5 separate regions of the Homo sapiens genome follow, and all the other regions are linked to region 2. A link is a contact called in ENCODE Hi-C or POLR2A ChIA-PET data. All regions are on one chromosome and are shown on one strand. The core of a region is the stretch at or near the end of the contact, and the rest is flanking DNA. Distances in the headings are between cores, read along the strand shown. Region 1 holds the start of RGS2 (regulator of G protein signaling 2). Region 2 overlaps LOC124904475 (a long non-coding RNA gene). Region 3 has its middle 14 kb from the start of MIR4426. Region 4 holds the start of RGS1 (regulator of G protein signaling 1). Region 5 holds the start of RGS13 (regulator of G protein signaling 13).

Region 1 (2,700 bases), core at 22-2,521, 730 kb after region 2:
AGCTAACTATTGATATTTGCAAGCACAGGATTCTCAACTTACTTGATGAAAGCTTGCTGTTTGCTTTTTTTGCCGGTTTTGGGCTTCCCAGGAGTAGAGGAATTTTGTAAGAAGTAGCTCAAACGGGTCTTCCAATCTTTTAAACTAAAACAAAAAATTAAAAAGATAATTACTAACTAGCAACACTTGAATATGCTACTGCAGCTGAACGCATTTTTACCAAATAAAGTCACCCAGTAACTAGAGACAAACCGCATAAGGCAAAGCAAGAACTCTTCAAATAAGTCTTATCCACCTAACATTTAAACCTCATGTACTGAGCAGTTTCGTCCATTAATCTGACCGTATCTACTAGTTTTACAACTAAGGGCAGGGCTACCTATAATCACTAGGGTATTTTAAAGAATTGTTAATGAATTTAGTTCAAAAGGCAGACACTATTTCTGGCTCACAAAGGGCATCAGTTTGTTTGCAAGGTTAATTACAATTCCGAGACGTTTTGCACTTTAATGAAAAGGACAGACATGGAACTGTCTGGAGCCGGCCCACGCTTCTCTCTTTAGAGCAGGAGGTTCTGGACCACGCCAGAGACTGTACAAAGAGGTGGGTGACTGATTCCCCTGCGCTCTTCCTTCCCCACCTACGACACTTCTTTTAAGCAGACGCTGCATAACAATTATTTGTTCCACATTCGGACTGGGTGAGATCTGCTCTATAATTAAAAAACAAAAATGGATTTTAAACGAGTATATTCAGAACCAGCAAGAGCATCACCTTCCAGTAGCTGTGTAAGCTGATGAGAACTCATCATGCAACGTATGAATGCTGGGGACGCGCTTCAGCCGCAGGATTCTGATGTCATTTTGAATGCAGGAGGACAAAAAGCCAACCCGCAATTTCTTAGCGCATCAACCACCGCCCTCATATCAACTGTCTCCCTCGGTTCTTAAACTGTACCCGAGCATCACCCAGATTTAACCTTACTTAACAAATTGACCTTTTCGATTTTTTTTCCCTGCATAGGCTCAGGCTAGTTTCCTAACGTCAAAGGCGAGCCCGAAAGTACCGCGTTTGCAGCTTGCAGTGTGGGGCAGGGGGTGGCGGGAGAGGGAAGAAAGCCATACTCACAGGGTCCGTTTCATCTTTTCTCGCTTCTCCTCGCTCTTGTGGCCACTGCCTGCGCTCTTGTCCATGGGTCTGCAGTCGTGTTGAACAGCCAAGAACATAGCACTTTGCATTATCGTTCTCCCGCTGGAGCCCCGGCTGTTTGCGGCTGGGCGTGCGTCGCAGCATTTATGAGGCCTCGGCTTGGGGGCGGGGCCTCGCGGCTCCGGCCCCGCCTCAAGAGGACGCGGATTGGTCGGCTGCAGACTGGCACGGGGATGGGTCAGCGCCCGCCGGCGGCAGTCACGGCTGCTGCCGAAGGGTCTCGAAGCCGGGGCGCTGCTGACGTCTGCGGCCCCGGCTTCTTGCGCACTCGGGCCACATAGCAGCGGCCAGCTGGGGCAGGTGTGGGAGCAGATGGAGAGTCTTCAGTGTGGGCCGCTGCGCACGACCTTTTGCTGAAGCGTGGCGGCCGGGCGGGCTCGAGGGCTTTGCGACGGAGGGAGGGAGCCGAAGTTGGCGGCGGCCCGGCGGGGGCGCCGGCGCTCCCTCACCCACCCTGACGGGCTCCCCAGCCCGAGGCCAGAGCGGCGATTCCCTGGCAGGAGGAGGTCGCCCGCCACGAGGCCGGAGTGCAGTGGCCTGATTTCGAATGAAGAGTGGGATTTTTCTTCCTTTTTTGAGCGCGTTCCCTGACCCCGCGCCTCATTTCTTGTTTGCTGTCCTGCTGTAGGACTCATTCGACACCCCCTGGTCTGTGAACTGAGGCAATGGGGAGACCCTCGCCCGTTTCTCTCTGCCACTTAACTTAAGGAAGGAGTAACCTGAAACGTTGATTGCCCAGGGGCAGGGTGGGATCTGCTCTGCAGCTTGCTGGGGCGTCTTGGAACACTTTGAGAATGAACATTAGGGATTGAACAAGAGAAAGTGACTTTATCAGAAGACAGTGCTTTAATTGGGTTTGCATTTTTGATCACTACTAGGCACGTGGCTGGGTCTGTCTATAGGGTCATTCCTCAGGAGTCCTTGGTCACATCTCCTGCCAAAATAGAAATCACAGATTTCCTTATGGTGGGAGAGAAAGCTGCAGACATAGAGATTTCATAGCTGTAATGCACCAGAATCAGTGAGTTCAAGGAGTCAGGATTTCCTCATGAGTCATTCTTGTTGAGTTAGGATTTACCAGAACATTTAATAACTGGCAAAAAGTAGGGGGGAGAATGAGTTAACAGTTTCCTTGATTAAGTTTTATTTGTTAATTCTTCAAGTATCATCTCTACTCCTGAAGGTTTTAAAACGACTTGATTGGTAAAGACAAATAGATTACCTCAACCACAAAATGAGTTGATTTCGGATAATATTACCAGAACTAGCCAGTGAAATGTTTAAGCGGCTTTGCAACCAAGCTGCAGATATTCTCTCTACTTTGTATTCGACTTCTTAAAAGGAAATTGGAAATAATTAATATATTCTTACGGTGAGCTGCCAGTAGTTGGAGCTCCAAGTTTGACTTGGAGGGCAAAACCTGCAGTTATTATTTAAGACAACAGTTGTGGACTTTATTGTGGAAAGGAAAATCGTGTAGATTTCAGTAAT
Region 2 (2,700 bases), core at 86-2,585:
CAAAAGACACCCATCCAAAGACTTAGGTATCCCAGAACATCTTAAGCCAGGTTAATAGAAAGAAATCCACACCTAGACTCATAGTAAACCAAAAACAATTTTAAAAGATCTTTAAAGCAACTAGAAAAGTAGAACAATGAAACTGAAAGCTGACTCTTCAAAAACTGAAAGCTGGAAACAGCTGAACGAAGTCTTCAAGGTGCTAAACATATATACATAATTCTTAATCTCCGAAAGATTTTCAACAAGGATGCCAGGACCATTCAATGGAGAAAGGACAGTTTCTTCAACAAATGGTGTTGAGAAAACTGAATATCCACAGGCAAAAGAATGTAGTTGGACCCTTACCTTACATCACATTCAAAATTTAACTCAAAGTAGATCAAAGACCTAAAAGATCTGAACTGTAAAGCATACAAGGAAAAATAGGGGAAAATCTTCATGACATTGGATTTGGCAAGGATTTCTTGGATATAACAACAAAAGCATAGGCAACAAAAGTAAAAGCTTCTGTGCAAAGGGCACAATCCACAGAGTGAAAATGCAGCCTACAGAATGGGAGAAAATATTTGCAAATCATGTATCTGATAAGAGGTTAATATCCAGAATATAAAAAAAAATGCCTTTAACAAGAAAACAGCCCAAGCTTTTAAAACAGACAAATCCTTTGAATAAACATTTCTCCAAAGATGATATATAAATGACCACGTATATGCAAAGGGACCCAACATTACTAATCATTAGGAAAACGCAAATCAAAACCCCAATGGATATCACCTCACGCCCATTAGGAATTCTACTATCAGAAAAAAAAAAAAAAATGGAAGTTAAATGTTGGTAAGGACAGGAAAAAATTACCAAGGATGGGAAAAATAGTGTTGGTGGGAATGTAAAATTGTACCGCCACTATAAAAGATAACCCTCAAAAAAAATAAAATAAAATAGAATTGCCGTATGATCCAGGAATTCTACATCTGGGTCTCTATTCAAAAGAAAGCAAGATCTCAAAGACTTACTTGCCCACCTATGTTTGTAGCAGCACTATTCACAATAGCCAAGTGGTGGAAATAACGTAGGTGTTGACCAGCAGATAATGGATAAACATAATGTGGTATATACATACTGATATGGTTTGACTGTGTCCCCACTGAAATCTCTTCTTGAATTCCCCACGTGTTGTGGGAGGGACCCAGTGGGAGGTAACTGAATCATGGGAACAGATCTTTCCTATGCTGTTCTCATGATAATGAATAAGTCTTATGAGATCTGATGGTTTTATAAGGGGGAGTTTCCCCACACAAGCTCGCTCTCTCTCTGCCTGCTGCCATCCACGTAAAATGTAACTTGCTCCTCCTTGCCTTCCACCATGATTGTGAGGCCCCCCGAGCCACGAGGAACTGTAAGTCCATTAAAACTCATTCTCTTGTAAATTAGCCGATCTCAGGTATGTGCTTATCAGCAGTGTGAAAACAGACTAATACACATACAATGGAATATTATTTAGACTTAAGAAGGAAAGAAATTCTGACCACATCCTACAATACAGATAAATCTTGGACACACTATGCTAAGTGAAATAATCCAGTCACAAAAGACAAGTGTAAGAGTCTTCCCTTATCGTCAGGGGATACATTCCAAGATCCCTGTGGATGCCTGAAACCAAGGGTATTAATGATGCCTATATATATGATGTTTCTTCCTGTACATACATACCTACAATAAAGTTTAATTTATAAATTAGGCACAGTAAGAGATTAATAACTAATAATAAAATAGTACAATTATAACAATATGCCAGCATCACTGCTCTTGTACTTTGGGGCCATTATTAAGTAAAATAAGGGTTACTTGAAAACAAACGCTGCAATACCTGGACAGGTGATCTGATCACTGAGATGGCTACTAGGTGCCTACCAGTCAGGTAGCATATGCGGAAGGGCTATGCTGGACAAAGGAATGATTCACATCCTGGGCTGAATGGGACAAGATTTCATCACACTACAAAGAATGTCACCCAATTTAAAACTTACAAATTGTTTATTTCTGGAAATTTTTATTTAATATTTTCAAACCACAGTTGACAGCAGGTAACAAACTGCAAAAAGTGGAACCACAAGTAAGGGGAGTCTACTGTACTGTATTATTCCTCTTACATGAGGTATCTAGAGTAGTCAGATTCATGGAACCTATTCACAGAAACAGAAAGTAGAACGGTGGTTGTCAGAGCCTTGGGGGAGGGGGAAAGGGGGAGTTGTTTAATGAATCAAAAGTTTCACTTCTGCAAGATGAAAACATTCTGGAGATCAGTCACACAACAATTTGAATATACTTAAAACTGCTAAAAACGACTGGGAGGTAAAAATGATAACAATTGAACTTAGAAAAAGTTAAGACGACAAACTTCATTTTTTCCATTTTTTTCTACAACAAACATTTTTAATACAATTAAATACAGTCAATCACGTGTTGCTGAGGTGATTTTGTCATTGTGCAAACAACATAGAGTGTACTTCCACAAACCTAGATGGTATAGCCTACTACACACCTAGGCTATATGGTTTAGCCTATTGCTCCTAGGCTACAAACATATACAGCACGTTACTGTATTGAATACTGTAGGCAATTGTAACACGATAAGTATTTGTGTGTCTAAATATATCTAAAGATAGAAAAGATAACACACTGTGCTATGTTAAGACA
Region 3 (2,700 bases), core at 90-2,589, 840 kb after region 2:
GCCAAAGATAAGCTGCAAAATGCTTCCTTTAAGATAAAAGGTAAAAGTTCTCAATAAGCAAAGAAAACAAAATAATATACTGAGGTTTCTAAGATTACTAAGAACAAATCTTCCATCTGCGAAATAGTGACGAAAGTGAAAGAAATTCATGCTAGTTGTGCTATCGCACCTAAAACTACAAAAGTTTGCAGTGCATGCAGCCATAGTGCATGATAAGTGCTTAGTTAAGATGGAACAGGCAGTAAATTTGTGGGTAGAAAATATGAACAGAAATGTGTTTTGATTGATTGACAGCAATTGGATTTGGTACTATGTTTTCAGACATCTACTGGGGGTCTTGGAATGTATCACTTACTGTATTACTCAGCAATTGTAAACTTTCAAATATGAGGGTAACATGTTTATCATTGAGACAGAAATCTATAAAGAGTGGAATGAAATCTATTATTTAATAGAATTAATTATAATCAAACAGGCAAAACTTATTACTATTAGACTGGCATATGAAGAAATATGGGGATAATCTTGTCTTATAGAACCACAAAATAATCATAAAATACAACAGCTGTGTTCCCTAAAGTGCAATTTGATTTGTGTCTTTATTGATTTATCTCCATTCTTAAGCAATGCTTTATGCTCCTTTTTGATGGGGCTTTTTGATGGGGCTTGCCTTAGAAAGTGCAAAGGATCTAGTCTGGGACCTGAGTTTAATTCCTGTGAAACACTTCAATTCTTTTTTTAAGACAGGGTCTCACTCTGTTGCCCAGGCTGGAGTGTGGTGGTATGATCTTGGCTCACTGCAACCTCTGCCACCCGGGTTCAAGCGATTCTCCTGCCTCAGCCTCCCAAATAGCTGGGATTACAGGTGCCTGCCACCTTACCCAGCTAATTTTTGTATTTTTTAGTAGAGACTAGGTTTCACCATGTTGGCTGGGCTTGTCTTGAACTCTTGACCTCAAGTGACCATGTTGGCTGGGCTGGTCTTGAACTCTTGACCTCAAGTGATCCGCCTGCCTCAGCCTCCCAAAGTGCTCGAATTACAGCAATAAACTACCATGCCTGAACCACTTCAATTCTTTTAATTATTGTTTACTCCTTTATAAAATAGATATAACAATAATACTCTCCTCAAGGAAGGCTATAAAGATGACATATATTCATGCATGAGAAAGACAATGTAAAGTTATAGGAGAACATTAAGTATTAAATTTATGCTATATGACACTTGAATTTAGTGCTTTGAAACCAAAGACGAGCATTCTTTCTTTTTTATTAGAATACACTGAATTTCTGCTTTTTATCTTGTTTTGCCTATTACCCTATGATTATCTCTTTTAGCTAGTGAGTCAGTTTTACTGATCTTTATCAAGTTATGTAAATAGAAGTGGTTTGGAACTTGGAAAAGGTTGTGAAAGATACCGTGATTACAAAAGTGCATTACAAAGTAACACACAGGAAGTATAGAATTTGAAAATGTAACAATTAACTAGCTTGTGTTGGAAAGTTGCTAGGCCTCCAATAATTTATACAGATATGATTTAATCTCCCAAATAAGATGGGATTCCTCAATCTATATTTAGCATTTCTCTTCTTCCTGGCAGGGATTTTAGAAGATTGTCACTCTACTCACCCTATTTTTAGAAATAATATTAATACTGTATGTTCTAAAATGCCTTCCAGCACAGGAATCTCTCCAGGTAGAGGAAATATTTAACTGTAAATAGTAGATGTATTCATCCCTAGCCAAGTATGTTCATTTTGGCTAAAGCATGCCCACATGTCTATTAAATGTTGTATTATGATAAATCCCTTATATGTGACTTCTAACATACTCCTTTATAAATATTTAGAAAAGAAAAATTGACCCAATATCCACTGGGTAAATTTGTACTACAAACCCAATAATTATTGCATGATGATTCCTCTAGGCATATAGACTGTCAGACTAAATTTTCCTTGCTTTGAAAATTAGCTAGTATAGTTGGTTTTAGAAGGTGTTGAGAAAATTGAGTTTGTGAATTGGAGCTCAGGTAGGCCAGCTAGCTTCATAATATTTTAGGATTATATTTTTACAAGTGCCTGTCATTGCTTTCAGCAGGAACCAGGTGAGATATAGAGACAGATTAGCAAAATCCTTCTTCCCCCTTTTTCTTGAGAAACTCAATATAGCATATTGAAAAGAGGTCACAGAAACTATCCTTGTACAATGAGATATTTTTCAGTATGCAAATTATAACATTTTCCATTAGAAGTTCAAATCACCACTTAAAGCATTTTTAGGGCTCTTTAATATCCTTCAATTTAGGACAAGTTGGACTTAAGGTGAAATTAAGTTCTATGTAACTCAGTTAATTTATTTTATACAGCTAAAATTATTTTATATTATGCTCTTAAGGTGATGTTAGCTATGTAAGTTGTAGTACTTAATTAAATATATAAATTGTATAAAATATATACATTGATAAAACTGATAAATTAATAAAAATATAACTTCTATTTAGATAGAACTAAGAATTAACTAAGAACCTCCCCTGAGCACTATAATTGGAAAACATGTAATGCTGTGGTATAGGAAATGCTTGCCCAATGAATCATCCATTTTCAAGTTAATCATTAATTTGGAAATTATGCTTTTCTCCATAGAAAACAGCATTAGCCTTATTTCCTCCAGAAAAAACTGAATAAAACACTTTTTTTGTG
Region 4 (2,700 bases), core at 24-2,523, 960 kb after region 2:
CTTGGCAAATTTGTCTAAAAGGAGTTGGCAGAATTGAGTGCTAAGTCAGCATTATTAAGAGGCATACTATGCTGAAGTTATCAGTAACTACAGACAAACTAGAATACAACCTTTTGCATACTATCCTACCCAGAATACTATATTTAGTGAAGCCATTCAATTTTTTAGAGTATTTAGCTGAACCCAGAAACATTCAATAGTTATACTTACTTTGGTTGGCAAGAAGTTTTTCCAGAGATTGAGACCATTGCATTACTTCAGCAGCAGAAAGTCTGCAGGGGACAAAATGTACATACATTAGTCAATTTTTAAAATGTAAGCACAAATGAAATAAGAATGGCTGTTACACTTTGATAACTTCACAAACTGAAACTGTAGTTCTAATAAATATGTTAAAATTTATTCACAAAATGCAAAACTTCCCTTAGAGTTACTATAGTTATGAAAAAAAAAACCTGCCAATAAAATTTGAAAAAATCCAAATAGATAAAGTCCAATATGTGTGTGTACACATTTGTATTCAATTTACATTGGTACTGATAGTCTAATTTTATTTGGCATGTTACTTAAAAGAAATGAAGTCTACTGTGCGCAGTATTTATCCCTTGCTGGGATATAGAGATAATGCATAGGCTTCTCTTGTAAATGATAATGATAGTTTAGTGTATTAGTGTACTTACACATCCTTGGACTTGGAAGATTTCATTCCAGATTCCAGATGTGGGATCATAGATCTCAGGTATGCTTTCATATCCATTCCACTACAAAAGACATAAAAGTGAATATTCATATTTCTTCAGAATTCATTTTATTTGTAAAAAGACATAGAATAAATTTCTCTAAGGAATAAGGCAATACTAAAAATGGTTGATACAACATTTTGCTATAGAACCCATTTTTATGAGCCTGTGTAGAGAAAAACTCCTACCCAATTTAATGCCATATCAAGATTTATTTTTTAATGCAGCTGAATATTACTTATTACTCACAACAGGCAATTAACTCCTCTGATCTGGCTAAACTAAATGCTCACACTCTCTTCCATTCATTCTCAATCCTTCTGCCATTAAAGATAACTTGTTAAAATTCACAAAGTGAGACTCTGAACAAACTTACAAAGTCTTTGGCCTCCTTTTTTGCATTTTGTCGTCTAGAAGTGAATGAGTGGTTCCTTTCAATTCCTTTGGGTTAGCAGAGAAGAACATTCCTGGCATTTTGTCTAACTTTGGAGTGGAGATGGCTGCTGCGCGCATGGTGCTCTTAGCAAATATGCGCTAGTCAACGTCTCTGCTGCTTTATATAGTAGAATGCAGACAGGCACTTGCTGTTTAAAGGAGTCTGTTTATCAAGTGATGTTACCACAGACACTGGAAGTTCCCCTTTTCTTGGTGTGCTGTGACGTGTATCTTGAAAAAAAAAAAGCATACAGTGGTGTCTTGTGGTTGAAACTTAACCAAACGAGAACAGGTCACTTGATTAGAAAGAAAGAAAATTAAACATACAGAGGTACACACACATATGTCACATGTCTAAAGCATTAACAGCATCAGTCTTTGGTTCTGGAGGATGTTTGTTTATTTTAAAAAAGTTGCATGTTTCAATAAACTGTTTCATTTGGCGTATTAATTTATCATATAGAAACTCACATAGAAATTCATCACATAGAGTTGTATCTTACTCCATGCTTTGGATAGTCCTTGACTATAAAATTCATCTGATCAAAATATTTTAAGAGTTCTCTTCTTTTCTGCAGGAAGCAGGGCAAAGTAAACAAATAATTTTTGTTTAATTATTTTGCACATATCTGATAGGAGGGAAAGTTATAAGAGGCTATCTTCACATTTTCCCACTCCAATTCTCATCCCTTATTTCCATGGCAGGAAATTTCCATGTTAATATTTTCCAAGGTGTGTGCTAGACATCGACTGGCAATACATAGGATGATTTTAAGGGGTGCATGGTTTTTAATATTATTTTCATATTTATTAAGAATATAACTAGTATATCAAACTTTGATTTTTGCATATTTTGCATATTAGGAAAAAATAAAGTTTAATTAAAACCAATCATAAATAAATAAATGTTTAATTGTATACAAATATGACATAATTTGTAAACATACTGATACCAAGGTCACAGTATCAGAGGAAAAACTGCTCAAGGTAAAATAAAAGTCTATTTGGATAGACCAATAATGTGTACTTCTTAGGTAATGATCTTTCACATTTTGGCAGTATCTCTGGAGAGATAACAGTTTTAGCTTTAATTGAGATTAAAGTTTAAAACACAAACAAAACTCAAGGAACTAGATGACTAATCATTTATAAGGATAGAGAAGTTAGTAAAATATAAGCTTTCAAAAGTTTATATAACAAGTGTGGCTTATTTATAGAGTACCCAGTTTAACTTAAGCCTCCTTGGATTTTACCCCTGGAAGGACAATACTTTCCTTTAAAAGGACAAAAAAGCATTTACTTAGTGAAGCTTCTGATGGTATTAGGTAAAGCTGATAAAAGGGAGGGGAGTATTAATTTTTCTGTTCTGGTTCTATCGTCAGGATAAAGAATATTTGAAGAAAACACATTTACAATATTATAAAATTCACTTATACACAGTCATTAATTTCATTATAATGAGCTCATTATATTGTATGTAACAAGCATCATTTTATGTTGGGAAGATAACATAAGGCATTAAGAA
Region 5 (2,700 bases), core at 1-2,500, 900 kb after region 2:
TCATGGCTTATTATAAAAATTTCTTTACTGTTTTAATTTGTAATTTTCCATTACTTTTTATTTAAATAATCTATATTTATCTTAATATTGTGTATTAATTTGCTTTCCTTTTTTGTTTTTCAATACCCTCTTGGTAAAACTAGTGTGTACTTTTACAATCGAAACATAGAGTGTTTAGAACAAGTTTAGGTCTCCACGATGATTTTGCCTCCACTGTTTTCTCCTGATAATTATTTGAAAGAAATACATTTCACCGATAGAATCTAATTCTCAGAGTGATTATAAATGCATTGGTAATGGATTGAGTTGTATTAGTAGTATGCCAGAATTAGATTTGTTTCCTCCATTATTTAAATGAAATCTTAAAGTATTATGAAAATAAATAAATTTTCTTAAAGCAATTCTGTCTGTTTACATATATCTGCATTTAAATATGTTTCTTTATTTTATGATATAGCATGTTACATAAAATTTAGTAAAATTTGGAGCAATTTATATTTTAGTGAGCTTTTGTTGACCACAGCACACAAATTTCTTGTCCTTTAAAAAATTCAAGAAATTTGTGCATAGTTGTGCTTAAGCATAACATAAAAGAATAAAAAAATTCTACAAAATCAAGATTAACAATGTTTCAGATAAACCTTATAATAATCCACACCTGGCTTCAGTACAGTTAACAAAGGATGGAACTAATAATTTGGTAATGCATGATTTTTGAAACAAATAATTCAGCTATGTCTGATTTTATAATATGTTTTTATCTAAACATATAAAATGAAAAACATTTAAAATGAAAATATACACAAAAACATAAAATGAAATAATATACTTTAAAACTGTAGCATTTCCTCTGTTGCCCAACTTAGAAGATTTATTTATATAAGGAGTGACTCTAAGTTTTGTTTTAAATATAGAAAGCCAGGCAAAAGAATATGTGTTTGTTAGTTTGTCTTTTTTTCTTAGAAAAACCTCTGTTAACACTCCCAGAAGTTCTACCATTGAAATCAGCATCTGCTAGTGATTTATAGCAAGCCAATAGTCTTGTATTTATCAACTATTTTATAGAATCTCATACTTACAAATATATCCTGTCGAGCAGTCCACCATGCTAAATTTGATCTCCTCTTTGTTATGATCCGTTTGAAATCAGGTTCTGAAATTTTGTGAGACACCCAGCATTTTATTTTTCCCAGAGTAAAAGGATTTTACTGTCTCTATAATTACCTTCGATGGCACTCTGGCCTCAGTATGAATGTTCTGTTTTTACACACACGTATCTATGCAAAGAGAGGTTTTGTTGAATATGGAAAGTAGTGCTGTAGGACTCCAGTGCATTACTGATAAAGAGGTTTTATCTAACATTATCAGACCATCTGAAGTGATCAGATGATTGGAAGCAGCAGCTTCATGAAATCTTCAAAGTAATACTCAAATCTTTTTCTCCAAAATAATTTTTCTAGTTTTAGAAAATGTATAGTCTAAAGTAAAATTCCCTTTTAAAAAAGACAGAGAACTGAGTACAAACACATAGGACATCACTGCAAACACATGTTAGCAAATGGTTGAGAACTATTAAAATCAATCTGTTTGTAATAGATTACTAGGGACTTTTAACAACTGAAGGATCTAAAAAAGTATCTTTTCTAGTTATACCTCTCTAGTTCCTTCAACTGGTCCTCTACAGCAGTTCTGGACTCCGTTGTTCTACAGTTTGTTAACATGCCTTCAAAATCTGAATTGAACACAGTGCTTAAGATAAGGTCTAATGAATACAGAATATGGTAAGATTGTGAATGCCCTTGTCCTGGATTTACTCCAATTGTGTGTGTGTGTGGGGAGGGGTGGGGGAGTTGGGGGGTTTGGGGGGAGAGAGAGAGAGAGAAACAGAGAGGTAGGAGTAAAGAAATGCTAGAATAAAACAGCAGTAAAGAAGATCAAAATGTGGTTGATGGAGTGTTTCTTAAAATATTTAGGGGCCCAATGAGATAGAAGATTAACCTTACTTGTCTTTTATAATTTTGAGATTCAAACCCAAGAAAATTGAATTTCTCAAACCTGAGAGATAAGTTTGGGACTAGAAAAGGAAAGGAAACTTTGGAAAGTCAGAAGCTGCGTAGATGTAGCAATAATGTAGGAAGTGAAGGGCAGGTTAGCCTCAGCTTGGGAGGATCTGGGTTGTTTGTGGATAGCACTCATTTTCTCTGGGTGCTAGGTGTGCGATTTCCTCCCCACTCAGGACATTTTGGATGCTGGATCTCTTCAGGAAATCTTCAGTGTCATAGTCAAGACTTTTCCTCACCCCAAATAATTCATTTTTTTGGGATTTGGAATGTTTGCTCTTTCTCATGGTGTGGATGCAAGGAGCTGGCAGGAAGATTCTGGAAGTAACACCCTGTGCGAGTGTCAGTTTCAAAGCTTGTTTAATGGAGTCAAACATGAGAATCTCCCTACAGAGTAAAACTTAAGTATCGACAGGGACTGAAAAACAAATAAATCATAGAGTGAAGAGTAACAGCACGAGTAGGTGGAAATTCCTGGAGGAATTCAAGAGCAATGTGTAGATATTTGTGGCAGATTTCTAAACATGGTTTTGTTTCTCTGAAAAAGTGTAGTTCAAGTTCAGTTTATGAAATCATAGCAATATAATGCTTTGTACGGCACATAGGTGGATCAGACTAATTCAGAGCTGTCAGGTTAGGG

The links. Hi-C counts contacts between places; a loop is a spot of excess contacts on that map. ChIA-PET counts read pairs that join two places held with the same protein, here RNA polymerase II (POLR2A). Pooled maps may share reads with other maps.
Region 1: a map of B cell shows a loop between it and region 2 (7-fold over the local background). The contact joins the promoter of RGS2 here to the enhancer-like site in region 2. A Hi-C loop is called at or near these places in 1 of 168 maps with a recorded cell type or tissue (B cell), 15 of 37 single-sample maps with no recorded cell type and 14 of 50 pooled maps.
Region 3: a loop to region 2 is called in a pooled map, with 15 times the contacts of the local background. The contact joins two enhancer-like sites. A Hi-C loop is called at or near these places in 4 of 37 single-sample maps with no recorded cell type and 3 of 50 pooled maps.
Region 4: a loop to region 2 is called in a map of naive thymus-derived CD4-positive, alpha-beta T cell, with 3 times the contacts of the local background. The contact joins the promoter of RGS1 here to the enhancer-like site in region 2. A Hi-C loop is called at or near these places in 1 of 168 maps with a recorded cell type or tissue (naive thymus-derived CD4-positive, alpha-beta T cell), 1 of 37 single-sample maps with no recorded cell type and 8 of 50 pooled maps. POLR2A ChIA-PET finds 5 or more read pairs at or near these places in 1 of 52 experiments (Panc1).
Region 5: a loop to region 2 is called in a map with no recorded cell type, with 4 times the contacts of the local background. The contact joins the promoter of RGS13 here to the enhancer-like site in region 2. A Hi-C loop is called at or near these places in 7 of 37 single-sample maps with no recorded cell type and 7 of 50 pooled maps. POLR2A ChIA-PET finds 5 or more read pairs at or near these places in 1 of 52 experiments (OCI-LY7).

The regions. Positions count from the first base shown.
Region 1 is chr1:192,807,610-192,810,309 of GRCh38, reverse strand. It overlaps RGS2 (regulator of G protein signaling 2), which reads right to left and starts at 1,271. Exons shown (of 5, transcript NM_002923.4): 1 at 1,129-1,271; 2 at 43-144. The coding sequence starts at 1,238. RefSeq lists silencers at 18-77, 1,585-1,794 and an enhancer at 1,035-1,254.
Region 2 is chr1:193,537,391-193,540,090 of GRCh38, reverse strand. The region is part of intron 3 of LOC124904475 (a long non-coding RNA gene); the gene reads right to left. Among named protein-coding and RNA genes, the nearest start is that of LINC01031, 230 kb to the right of the region's middle. RefSeq lists an enhancer at 27-236. Within about 2 kb of position 1,335, at least 9 of the 41 ENCODE cell types and tissues checked have a DNase peak (open chromatin) inside an H3K27ac peak, as active enhancers do; they include B cell and OCI-LY7, where a contact is called at or near this core.
Region 3 is chr1:192,701,075-192,703,774 of GRCh38, reverse strand. No RefSeq gene overlaps it. Among named protein-coding and RNA genes, the nearest start is that of MIR4426, 14 kb to the left of the region's middle. RefSeq lists a cis regulatory region at 2,605-2,618 and an enhancer at 2,540-2,684. Within about 2 kb of position 1,339, at least 4 of the 41 ENCODE cell types and tissues checked have a DNase peak (open chromatin) inside an H3K27ac peak, as active enhancers do.
Region 4 is chr1:192,574,346-192,577,045 of GRCh38, reverse strand. It overlaps RGS1 (regulator of G protein signaling 1), which reads right to left and starts at 1,273. Exons shown (of 5, transcript NM_002922.4): 1 at 1,117-1,273; 2 at 681-761; 3 at 211-272. The coding sequence starts at 1,253. The region is part of intron 3 of LOC105371664 (a long non-coding RNA gene); the gene reads left to right. RefSeq lists an enhancer at 1,349-1,428.
Region 5 is chr1:192,634,697-192,637,396 of GRCh38, reverse strand. It overlaps RGS13 (regulator of G protein signaling 13), which reads right to left and starts at 1,250. Exons shown (of 7, transcript NM_002927.5): 1 at 1,080-1,250.